3 separate regions of the Homo sapiens genome follow, and all the other regions are linked to region 3. Evidence: chromatin contacts called from ENCODE Hi-C or POLR2A ChIA-PET data. All regions are on one chromosome and are shown on one strand. The core of a region is the stretch at or near the end of the contact, and the rest is flanking DNA. Distances in the headings are between cores, read along the strand shown.

Evidence for each region. A loop is a pair of places that touch in the nucleus more often than their neighbours do. ChIA-PET counts read pairs that join two places held with the same protein, here RNA polymerase II (POLR2A). Pooled maps may share reads with other maps.
Region 1: a loop to region 3 is called in a map of IMR-90, with 2.2 times the contacts of the local background. The contact joins the promoter of STPG4 here to the enhancer-like site in region 3. A Hi-C loop is called at or near these places in 3 of 168 maps with a recorded cell type or tissue (HepG2, IMR-90 and posterior cingulate gyrus). POLR2A ChIA-PET finds 5 or more read pairs at or near these places in 10 of 52 experiments (B cell, CD8-positive, alpha-beta memory T cell, GM12878 and 7 more).
Region 2: a map of PC-3 shows a loop between it and region 3 (4-fold over the local background). The contact joins two enhancer-like sites. A Hi-C loop is called at or near these places in 3 of 168 maps with a recorded cell type or tissue (Caco-2, HepG2 and PC-3) and 2 of 50 pooled maps. POLR2A ChIA-PET finds 5 or more read pairs at or near these places in 3 of 52 experiments (HepG2, Panc1 and activated CD4-positive, alpha-beta T cell).

What each region holds. Positions count from the first base shown.
Region 1 is chr2:47,153,440-47,157,390 of GRCh38, forward strand. STPG4 (sperm-tail PG-rich repeat containing 4) reads right to left here and starts at 1,869. Exons shown (of 7, transcript NM_001163561.2): 1 at 1,732-1,869. The coding sequence starts at 1,812. RefSeq lists an enhancer at 2,387-2,546.
Region 2 is chr2:47,075,269-47,078,917 of GRCh38, forward strand. TTC7A (tetratricopeptide repeat domain 7A) reads left to right here. Exons shown (of 20, transcript NM_020458.4): 20 at 1-855. Among named protein-coding and RNA genes, the nearest start is that of STPG4, 78 kb to the right of the region's middle. Within about 2 kb of position 1,748, at least 20 of the 41 ENCODE cell types and tissues checked have a DNase peak (open chromatin) inside an H3K27ac peak, as active enhancers do; they include PC-3, where a contact is called at or near this core.
Region 3 is chr2:47,116,914-47,120,816 of GRCh38, forward strand. All of the region lies in intron 5 of STPG4 (sperm-tail PG-rich repeat containing 4), which reads right to left. Among named protein-coding and RNA genes, the nearest start is that of STPG4, 36 kb to the right of the region's middle. Within about 2 kb of position 2,263, at least 3 of the 41 ENCODE cell types and tissues checked have a DNase peak (open chromatin) inside an H3K27ac peak, as active enhancers do; they include IMR-90 and PC-3, where a contact is called at or near this core.

The DNA.
Region 1 (3,951 bases), core at 619-3,118, 36 kb after region 3:
ACCAGAGTTGGCATGAGAATAAAGCATTGTATGCCAGATGTGGTGGCTCACGCCTGTAATCTCAGCACTTTGGGAGGCCAAGTTGGGTGGATCTCTTGAGGCCAGGAGTTTAAGACCAGCCTGGCCAACATGTTGAAACCCTATCTGTACTAAAAATACAAAAACATTAGCTGGGCATGGTGGCACATGCCTGTAATCCCTCCTCAGAAGGCTGTAATCCCTACTCATGAGGCTGAGGCACGAGAATCACTTGAACTCCGTAGGCAGAGGTTGCAGTGGGCCGAGATCACATCACTGCAACTCCAGCCTGGGCGACAAAGCAAGAAGCCACCTCAGGGGGAAAAAAAAGACTAAGGCATTGTACTTATAAAGACTTGCATATACAATCAGTGCTTAATAAATGGTAGCTTTAATTTTTAACATCCCATTTGCCAAGTTAAGAAGCTGATTATTTTGGTATTCCTCAGTTTCCAAGGAAGCTTTTGTCTTCATATTTAGTACTCTATACCCATTCATCCATTATTATTTCATATTTATTTCAGCCCATTGTCCACAGAACACAACCGTTTAGTATATTGCTGTTTGTCCTAGATAAAATCATTAAAATGTTGAGTTCTCCTTTCATTTATAATGCCTTTATTACTATAAAATATAGGTCATCAAGCAGGACTGCATTAAAAGTAATAATCAGTAAAACTGATATAATTCATTCTTCCTGTCTAGTAACTTAAATCTACTGTACTTATGAGTACCACTGGGCTTTATTTTATTATGAAATATGTTAATTTCTTTAAAAAACATTTTCTCATGACACTGCTAAAGCTGAGCTTCTTCTTTGATACTTCTTCGCGAGATTTATGTTGAATCTTCTCTGTTGCACTTTTATAGTCACAGAAATACAACTTTCTCAGGCAGGTCAAGACAGGCCTCCCACCCCTACCCCAGAATAAGGAAAATGAGATGGGAAGGAGAGAGAAGTAAACGCGATCAATCTAATGGAAGACAATTGGCAGCTGCTGTTTTGTTTTGCCCAAGACAGGTGATCTAAATTCCATCTATCTACCACTTTAAATTCACTCTAAGGGGAAAGATAAAAGATTAGGTTAAACAACCCTCACCCACATTTATTTTAAAATGTAACAAAGGCCAGCCATGGCGGTGCATGCCTGTAATCCCAGCTACGCGGGAGGCTGAGGCAGGAGAATCCCTTGAACCCGGGAGGCGGAGGTTGCAGTGAGCCGAGATCACACCGCTGCACTCCTGCCTGGGTGACAGAGCGAGACTCTAAAAGAAAAACGTAGCAAAAGTAGCTTCAAATATTTTTATAAATATTAAAGTAGGAGGCGGAGCAAAACGTGTCTAGTAAAACTACAGAAGGAAAAACCCAGTCTTCCGGCAGATGGAGCGGAAAGGGAAAGAAATCCAATCACCATATTAAAGCAGTTGTCCAGTTTAATTAGTAGTGGGAAGAAGGGAAAAATACAGAAAACAAAGGGCGAAGGAGAAGGAAAAGGGAAGAAGCAAGGGGAAAAGAAATAAAACAAAGGAAATGTCCAATAAAGACCAGGAAGGAAGGTCCGCAGGTGGAGACGTGCGTGAGGGCAGGGAGAGAAGGGTAGGAAGAGGGAACGAGAGCGGCACGAAGGCCTGGGATTAGAGAGCGGTGGGAAAAGGGTAGTGGGCCTGGTGAGGGGAGCAGGAGCCAGGCCGGCAAGGGGCAGGCCATCTTACCGAAGCTGTGATGAATGATTCTCCACCCACCAGGTCTTCCCTTATTGAGGTGGAAGCGGTGGCGACGGCTGGCTGGTCCATGGTGGCCTCCTCTCTCTCTAGGCTGAACCTGAGCTCCGGTTGCTAGGAGGCGGGTGTGGCCCGTGGGCTCCCGAGCGCGCGCGCCTGGGACCGCTCCGGGGGACCCGCCAGGTTTGTCTTTAGTGCTGCAGGGAAGGGAAGCGGGCACGCACTTTGAGGTCCCGCGCGAAGAACTGCGCAGAGGAAAACCCTCGAAAAGAGACGGTTATGAAAGCTTGTGAGAAGAAAATCTAGAGGGCTCTGGAGTTGCTAGAGAGCCCTCGGGTAAGGATCTGCGAAAAGGGAGGCTTGTTAAGGGCTTGAGCGTACCCACAATCTCCATTAGTTCCCTTCCAATCCACCACCAATCGCACACCCCAGACAGGGAGGCAGTGTGCTTGGTAGGCATACTTAAGAGAAATCTGCCTTAGCACCCACTTTCTAAGATTGTTTCTAAGCTCCTCCAAATAGAAACTCTGGGGCTGACTTCTCTTGCTTCTGACTTGCAGAGTGGAGTGAGCACCAGACACAGCCGGTTTCACTAGCTGTGAAACCACAGACCACCCCATTCTTCTCAGTATAGACCCTTTTTATTGTCAGCCTCTCTAGGCTGTAGCTTCTTCTTAACCTAGGAACATTCTCACCTTTAAAAACAAACCCTCCACAACCTTAATTTCATTTTATACAGTACCTACTGTATTCCAGGGACTTCACACACATTAGTCTCATTTAATCTTCATACCAACCCTACAAAGTAGGTATTAGTTTCATTTTCTGGATGAGGAAACAAAGGTTTCCTTGGACGTTTAGCACAGTTCACTCAGCATCACACACAAATGGCAGAACCAGAATTAAAATCCAGACCTGACTCTAGAGCTCCACTGCCCTATACCATGAAGTTTCTGCTTCCCTTTACAAACTTTCAAGAGTAATATGGACTCTTTTCTCACTTCCCATACTTTCCTTAAAACATCTTAATCTGGCCTGCACACAGCTTTTAATTAAAATTGCACCTGAACTCACCAGGGATCCAAGTGCCAAATCCAGTGGGGATTTTCAGCTCTTATGAAACTTGGCCTTCAATTTTCATTGCTGCATTGATTATTCCCTCATTCTTGAATCACTCTCCTCCCTTGACTACCAGGACTTGGACGCTGGTTGCATATAATGACTTATTCTGTGCTTATTTCCTTGTCTATAGAGAAGGGGATAATAAAATTGGTACCTATCCACATAGGTTATAAAAAAGATTAACTCGAACTGTTCACAACCATGTCTGGCACAGTGCAGTCAGTAAATGTGAGCTGTCATTACCTTTAGGACAAAAGCAACATTTACAATCCAGTCTCTCGCTTCTCTCTTTTTTTTTGAAACGAAGTCTCACTCTGTTGCCCAGGCTGGAGTGCAGTGGCGCGATCTCACTACAACCTCGGCCGCCCGCCACCATGCCAGCTAATTTTTGTATTTTTAGTAGAGACGGGGTTTCACCATATTTGTCAGGCTGGTCTCGAACTCCTGACCTCATGATCCACCCACCTCGGTCCCCCAAAGTGTTGGGATTACAGGTTGAGCCACCACACCCGGCCACTTCTCTTATTAGGATGGCATGCTCTGCTGTATCATGCTTGCAAAAACCCCAAACATGCCATCTTCACATTTCTATTTGTCTCCACATATGCTAGCTCTTCTGCATGAAATGCTATTCTTTTCTTTGACCACCTGGAAAATCTCAAGGGTCAGCTCCTCTGAGTAGACCTCTAAGCCTAATCCACTAAGTCCCAAAGGACCCTGTGCCTATCATTGTTGGAAGATTCATTTTATGACAAATCGTTTCTCCTCTAATTTTAAACACCCAAAACACGGTTTTTAATTGACCCCTTTGAACACAAGGACTAAAATATTTGTTGAATAAACCACTGACTAGTTTTCCCCTCTAAGTAAATCCAAGACTAGATTACAGCAGTGCTTTTCAAAAATTGATATGCATACAAAATATCTGATGATCTTGTTAAAAAAACAGATTGATTCCAATTCTGGGGCAGGACCTAAGATTCTGCATTTCCAACAAGCTCCTGGGTGATTCTGTAGGTGACTTTTTGAGGAGCAAGAGACTAGAGGACTTCATCTAGTTTCTTAAAATACTGGGATTCTAAATTCATT
Region 2 (3,649 bases), core at 498-2,997, 42 kb before region 3:
AAGGATCTCTATGTATGTGTGTATATAAATATAGTTTTTTATCTATATATATAAAATAGAGATCTATTTTTTTTCTGGAATTCTGTTAGAAAAGTAAAGAAAAAGCAAATGCTGTTGGTTTATCTCAGGGTGCCCAAAGTGGTTATAGTCAATTTTTGGTACTAGGAAAGGCACCCAATGCATTTCCTGACTTTTAAGCATTTCCTTGTTGGAAGCAGCAGAGGGCCAGGCCAAGTTGCTGACAGTGACTTTGCAGGTTGAATAAAGAAACCCTTGGAGGGGAAGCAGGCTTGTCTGAAGCAGCATGTATATTCACTGGGCATGTAGCTCCCACACCAGCCTTGAGCCAGGCCCTGGACAGGAGGGGCTGTTGCAGGATGAGGGAGGCCAGAGAAGGCATCGAAGCCAAGACCTGGGCCCACCTGGGGAGGGATGTGGGAAAGGAAGGATGGGAGGGAGGACCCTCTGGGAAAATGTGGATTTGAGCTGGTGAGAGTGTTGCTAAGGCTGGGCTAAAGCCTGGAGAGGGTAGGAGGAGGCAAGAGGGGTCCAGGCAGGGCTGATCCTGGCCTCTGACCTGTCCAGGGCGACCCCTGAAGCCCCTGCTGCCTCTGGGCATTGCTGGGAGAGGCCAAGGCAGGACTCACGTCTGAACAGAGATCCCCTCGGGCATTGCTGATGGGCCACCTTCAGCTGCAGGGAAGAAGCCTAGGAGAGGAGGCATGGGAGGGACCTGGGCCTTGTTCAGATTGGCCACCTCTGCTGAGAAGTCCATACCAGTACACCCCTAATAAGTTATGCCACATACCAACGTACTGTGGATATTATAACCTGCATTAAAACAACTCTAAAGAACGCTGCTCATTTACACAGAAGCTCTGTTTCTTCCTGTACCCCAGGGGGTCACCATAGCACCCCCAAGGCTGCAGCCACCTCATTTTGAAGACAGCTGCCCTGAGGCTTCCCCTCAAACCCAGGGCTGTTCTTGGCCGTCTGGACTCTTCCCTCTTGCCGCGCCTCCCGGCGGCCTGGCCTCCCCCAGTGCCCACCCTCCGCGCCACGCTCAGCCAGACATTGCTGTCCCCATAAGGAAGGGCTTTGCTTGCAGCCTTTGGGTGCCCAGCTTCTCTTGCTGTGGCCTTATTTTAAGGTAACACATTTACAAGCTTGAGTGATTGAACACTTGGTATCAAACTTCTTGTCATGTACCCTAACCCCCAGCTGATGGCCTCCTTGGGCGAGAAGTACAGGCCACCTTAGGTGGCAGGGGGTGTCTGCCAGCCTGGGGGAGAGGCTTAGAAACTCATCCTGCCGGGAGGGGAATGGAGGGAATGTGGAAGGAGGGAAGGCTCTGCCTTCCTCTTCTGACGGGAACAGGGTTTCCCAAGCTGACCTTAAGTTGGTCGAATGTTGGAGAGTCACGCAGCGGTGGAGACCTGCTCAGGGCCCCAGGCACTGCCTTACCCCATTTGCCCATCTGCAGGCCCTGTGCTCACAAAGAAACCCTCACTGGAGAGTGAGGCACCTGGCTCCTGTGTCTAAACACACCATGCTGGGACCAGGGTTAGAGTCTGGGGACAGACCTCAGACTGCCTCTCACCCCCTCAGACTTCCACCCACGTGCCACTTTCCAGGACACAGCTCCCACTTGTGCACTTACATATGAATAGTGTTTCCTGCAGGCACAAATATGAATGGCATTTCAGCCGCCACCACCCAGACTCCTTTCTGGTACCAAAGTGCTCATTGTTGCACTCCTATCCCCCACCCAGCACTCAGATGTCGTCACTGTGCAAATATTTCTTGGGCTTGGGAAGCCTCTGACTAACCAAACCTCCCCATCCGCCTAGACTTTGATGATGACCCACGGGCAGGGAGCCTCATGCCTAAGTGGCCTGTGAAACTGACCCATGAGGTACTGATCCAAAGGATCCTGAGAGGTCAGGGAGTTCCTGACTCGAAAGGATCCCCCCACCACCCGTCCCCTGCCAGAAACTTCTTAGAATTTTCATCAAGCTCTTTCAGTTGCAAAGAACAGAGACACCCTGAAGGTAACTCAAAAGATAAGAGGGAGCTCACTGGAGCCCTAGGGCAGGAAATGGAGTGCCCAGGCCTGGGGCCAAAGCAGCCACACACCGTGAAGGAGACAGCAGGGTGACACTGCAGTCACCAGTCTGAGCTTGAAGGTGCAGCTCTACCACTACGAGCTGTGTGGCCTTGAGCAAGTTTCTTAATCTCTCTTCAGCCGTTTCTTCATCTGTACAATAAGAATGGTGGTATAGTGCCTGCTCTGTGGATTATGATTAAGTGATCCTAGAACAGTGCCTGGCCCATAGTAATTGCTCAATACACATCAGCAATTATCACTCAATACACGTGAGCAATTATCTTCTCTGCCTTTGCTGGCTCCACCCTCCTCTTCCCGCTACTGACTTCACGGAGAGGTGCTGCTCCCCTAGAACCATATTCAACACTGCCCTGGCCCTCCAGCCCCACTCCTGACTGACCTACCACCTACAGCACTTTGGCCACTCCCCTCCTAATGGCTAAATCTTGAACGAGAGGATCTGATTGGTCCCACTCATATTTCCATGGGTCACTAGGCAGCCCGCAGACTGATTTTCCTTGGATAGGTGCCTTCTCTTGATCCAATCAGCTATGACCAGGAGCCATGGGCCTCAGGACACATACGGCTGCTTTTGCAGCTGGAGTGCTAAGTGGGCAATGCCCTGGGCCCTTCTGGTCCCCTGCCTGTGTCAGCCCATCACGCCATGCCATGTCCTTTCTGGGCAATGGGTACAATGCAGGTCCCTCTAGAGAGGGCAGACAACAGAACACAGCCCCTTAAACACCCTCCTTTCTCCTTCGCATCATCATCACCTTAGGGTCCATCCATGGAGGGGCTCCTGTCCTGCTTCTGGTCTTGGAATGAAGATGACAATGGGAATAGTAACATGCCTCCTGCACTGTACTGCTAATACGATGCTTCACTTACCAGTGAACTCTCTTCTAATCACTCCTTTGATTGGGAACCTCTCCAATCGACAACCTTGGGAGGTGGGTTTTGTCCCCAAGAAAGGTGAAGAGATCACGGGGCCTCCACTCTCAGTGACTTGGTACAGGGCAGGGCCTGGGAGCACAGGGCCTTGCCCTTGGAAGACACTGTGTAGTGCCGCCTCACCCATTCTGGGCAGAGGCAGGAGCCTCCCCAAATCGCCGGAGCAGAAGGACCCCTCTGGGATCCATGGAAATTCGCATCACCAGGAGTCCTCTACGGGAGTGCCCAGGAGAGGAAGATACATGGGTCCAGGGGCCTCTTGGGTGCCCGGAACCCCCACTTGCCAGCCCCGCCCCACCACCAGCTTCGCCCCACTGGCTGCAGAGGAATGACAGTGCTCTGCGATGCCTACTACCCCAGCTCCTCTGCAGTGGGAGTAGAGGACCCTTAAGCAGCGGTCACACAAGAGGCTGGACATTGCCCCAAATAGGGTGTTCAGAAGATGCCCGAAAGCATGGGCAGCCATGGGAACTGCGTTGGGTCGTGGGGCCCCACGATCCTAACCACTCGCTGATGGCATCGTGGCTGGGTTCCAGAACCAGTATGTCCCCCATGGGCTGGCCCACAGCCTCAGAGATGCTGACACCCCCA
Region 3 (3,903 bases), core at 1,013-3,512:
GATATAAATACAAATTTCCCTTCCTGGGCCCCTCAACTAATGAATACCTTATGGAAAGGCTCTTGGACCCAAAAGCTGAGAGGACACCTAGCGCTTTGGTTTATTTGATTTTTGCTTAGGATGTAGGCTCCGAGAAATGGGTATGGGTGCCCCTTGCCTTAACCAAGCTTTCTCTTCACCCATGCCCTCTTCTCCTTCCTCTACCTAGGGTCGGGCACTTGCTGGGAAGCTTATCAAGCAAATGTATTGCTAAGTTTTGGAGGTGGCTGTTGGAACAAAGAAGATGCATGTGGTTTTTTGTTTTTGTTTTTTTGAGAAGGACTTTCGCTCTTGTTGCCCAGGCCAGAGTGCAATGGCACTATCTCAGCTCACTGCAACCTCCTCCTTCTGGGTTCAAGTGATTCTCCTGCCTCACCCTCCCGAGTAGCTGGGATTAGAGGCATGCACCACCACACCTGGCTAATTTTGTAATTTTAGTAGAGATGGGGTTTCTCCATGTTGGTCAGGCTGGTCTTGAACTCCTGACCTCAGGTGATCTGCCTGCCTCGGCCTCCTAAAGTGCTGGGATAACAGGCATGAGCCACCATGCCCGGCCCAACAGATAATGTTAAATTGAGTCATCAGTGTCTAATTTGGGGCGCCATGTTTCAAGTTCCCACATTAGCCAGACACACACCTTGTGAATCACAGACTCTCATTTAATATGTATAAGTTTGTGTGTGCTTGCGTGTATACACATTGGTTGGATAACTGACCTTAGACTATCCCTGCCCTGTTGAAGCACAAAGAGAGCATTGATAAAATGTCTCACTTGCCTTTGTATCAACAATGCCTACTTGGCATAGGGTGTCACACACATAAGCATCCAAAATGATTTCTGGAACAGATGAAAGAACTTGCATATGAACTCATTCTACTGCAAAGGGGTCAAGTGGGGAAACCTGGCCTCATGATCAAGCCTCAGTTATCAGGGGGAAGTTGTCACTTTAGAGATAGTACAACATATATATATATATATTTTTTTTTTAATAGAGATGAGGTCTTGCTCTGTTGCCCAGGCTGGTCTTGAACTCTTGGTCTCAAGGGGTCCTCCCACCTTGGCCTCCCAGCATGTTGGGATTATATGGTTAAGCCACTGCACCTGGTCTGACAGCACAATATTGACTACTTGGCTTTAGGTTTTAAGCGAGTTGCTTACGTCAGGGTCCCCAACCCCCAGGCTTCATAGGAGGAGGTGAGGGGTGGGCGAGCAAGGGAGTGAAGTTTCATCTGTATTTATAGCCACTCCCCATCACTCGCATTGCTGCCTGAGCTCCAGCTCCTATCAGATCAGCGGCAGCATTAGATTCTCATAGGAGCAGGAACCCTATTGTGAACCGCACATGCAAGGGATCTAGGTTGTGCACTCCTTATGAGAATCTAATGCCTGATGATCTGTCACTGTCTCCCATCACCCCCAGATGGGACTGTCTAGTTGCAGGAAAACAAGCTCAGGGCTCCCTCTGATTCTACATTATGGTGAGTTGTATAATTATTTCATTATATATTACAATGTAATGATAATAGAAATAAGGTGCACAATAATGTAATGCACTTGAATCATCCCGAAACCATTCCCCACTCCAACCCTGGTCCATGGAAAAACTGTCTTCTGTGAAACCAGTCCCTGGTGCCAAAAAGGTTGGGGACCGCTGCACTAAGTGGTAAGACAGCTCAAAGCCCAGCTTTTGAGGTCACCAAAAAACTAAGCCCTGACTCTATCTCTTAATAGTTGTGTGACCTTGAGCAATTAATGGCCACTTCCTGACCTGTCAAATAGAGATGATAAATTAATACTATCTCCCCAAGTTATGAGGATTACATGAGACAGTCTATGTCAGTCACTGAACATTGCACCTGGCACCAGAAGACACTAAACGGGTGGTAGTCAAGATCATTATCAAAGTTAACCCTACTACATGCTGTAGTTGATTTATAAAGTTTCTTCCAGTTTTAACAATCCTTCACACTTCCATAACTATGAAGCTAATTTTTAGAACAATTAAACTGAATGATAAAATCAACCAAATGAGTTTTCGTATAAAAGCTGAATGGCACATTATAATGTCCTAAGGATTACAGCATTTATCACACGAAGGTTTGAGACATTGTTCTCTCAGCAAACATTGCTTCTTTACCACACCCACACTGCACGCCACCATCTCCCACTGCTGGGATCAAAAGAGTTTCCTCTCTGCAGTTCACAAGTTTGTGGATCTAAACCAAATCCATAAGTCTGCTCTGGGAATGCATGTTTAAGACAGACATGAATCACAGCCCTGGGCTGTTACTTTGCCTTGGAACATTTTCCATAAAAGTATTCTTTTTACTTTTTCAAAGGACAGGATGTTCCAAATCAGTGAATCACTTTTATTTATAAAATGGAATGGATGAGGTGATATCAGTAAAAGTGGCAGAGTAAGCATCTCCCAAAATCTCCTCCATAAAAGCAATAGAACAATGGCAGAAATGGTCACAATCAACTACCTTCTGCTATTTCACATACCAAGTAGATTGTCCTGCCTGAATTATTTTTCAGTTGTTCTGTACTAATAGTAAACAAATCATTATTAACTCACAGCCTTCATTTAAAAGCATGCATTTCAAAGGAAATACAATATCATGCAGTGGAGAAAAAACTTGGTGTCCTAACTGCTTGCTTCCAAAGCCAACTGAACACATGCATTTATCTCCATTCTTTTCCCATCAAATAAAAAAAGACGTAACTATTGTAGAACAGACTAGGGGCTGCTCACCCAGTGCAGTAAGACCAGATACCTAAAGTGAGGTTTGTAGTAGAAAACGGGAAGGCATTTATTTGCAGGGCACCAAGCAAGGAGGGCCAGACAGCTAATGTTTAAGTCCTGACCTCCGCAGTGGCTTGCAGGTAAGAATTTTTAAGGGTAGGGCTAAATGTGGGGAAAGCAGACATTACAGGCAAAATTGTAAATTATATATGGAGGTTATACATTGGTTTTATTTAGCCTAAAAGGGTGACATTGCATGAACCAAGGGCTTACAGGTCATAGGTACATTTAAAGATTTTCTGATTTGCAGTTGGATAAAAAAGAGGCTTGGTTTAAAAATTGGGGGCCAGGCCAGGGGCGGTGGCTCATGCCTGTAATCCCAGCCCTTTGGGAGGCTAACGTGGGTGGATCACTTAAGGTCAGGAGGTCAAGATCAGCTTGGGCAATATGTTGAAACCCCTTCTCTACTAAAAATACAAAAATTAGCTGGGCGTGGTGGCCCACACCTGTAATCCCAGCTACTAGGGAGGCTGAGGCAGGAGAATCACTTGAACCCGGGAGGTGGAGGTTGCAGTGAGCCGAGATTGTGCCGCTGCACTCCAACGTGGGCGACAGAGTGAGACTCTGTCTCAAAAACAAAAACAAAAAACAAACAAACTGGGGACCAGCAGAAAAGAATGTTAGCTCTGGCTTGTGGGTGTGACTTTTTCCAGGTCCCACCTGAAAGAAATTTAGGATAAGAATGTGGTCCCAGCTATTCAGGAGGCTGAAGCAGGAGAATGGCGTGAACCTGGGAGGTGGAGCTTGCAGTGAGCTGAGATCACGCCACTGCACTCCAGCCTGGGCGAAAGAGCAAGACTCCGTCTCAAAAAAAAAAAAGAATGTGGTTAGAGTTTAGTCCCAGTTCCCCCTTATTTGACATCTATGGACCTGGCACATTCATTTGGTGGGGGTCCGGGTTTCAGTCATATGTTAAGAGGTCATAGGGGTAGCAAACATCCTGTGATTTTAGTGTTCTTGGCTATTGTTTTTGGCTACTGTTATCTTTTTTTTATTAAGTTATTTACTTCTCAGGGCTAGCTATCAATAGGTATCTGAAAAAATTTTTGAAGGAATT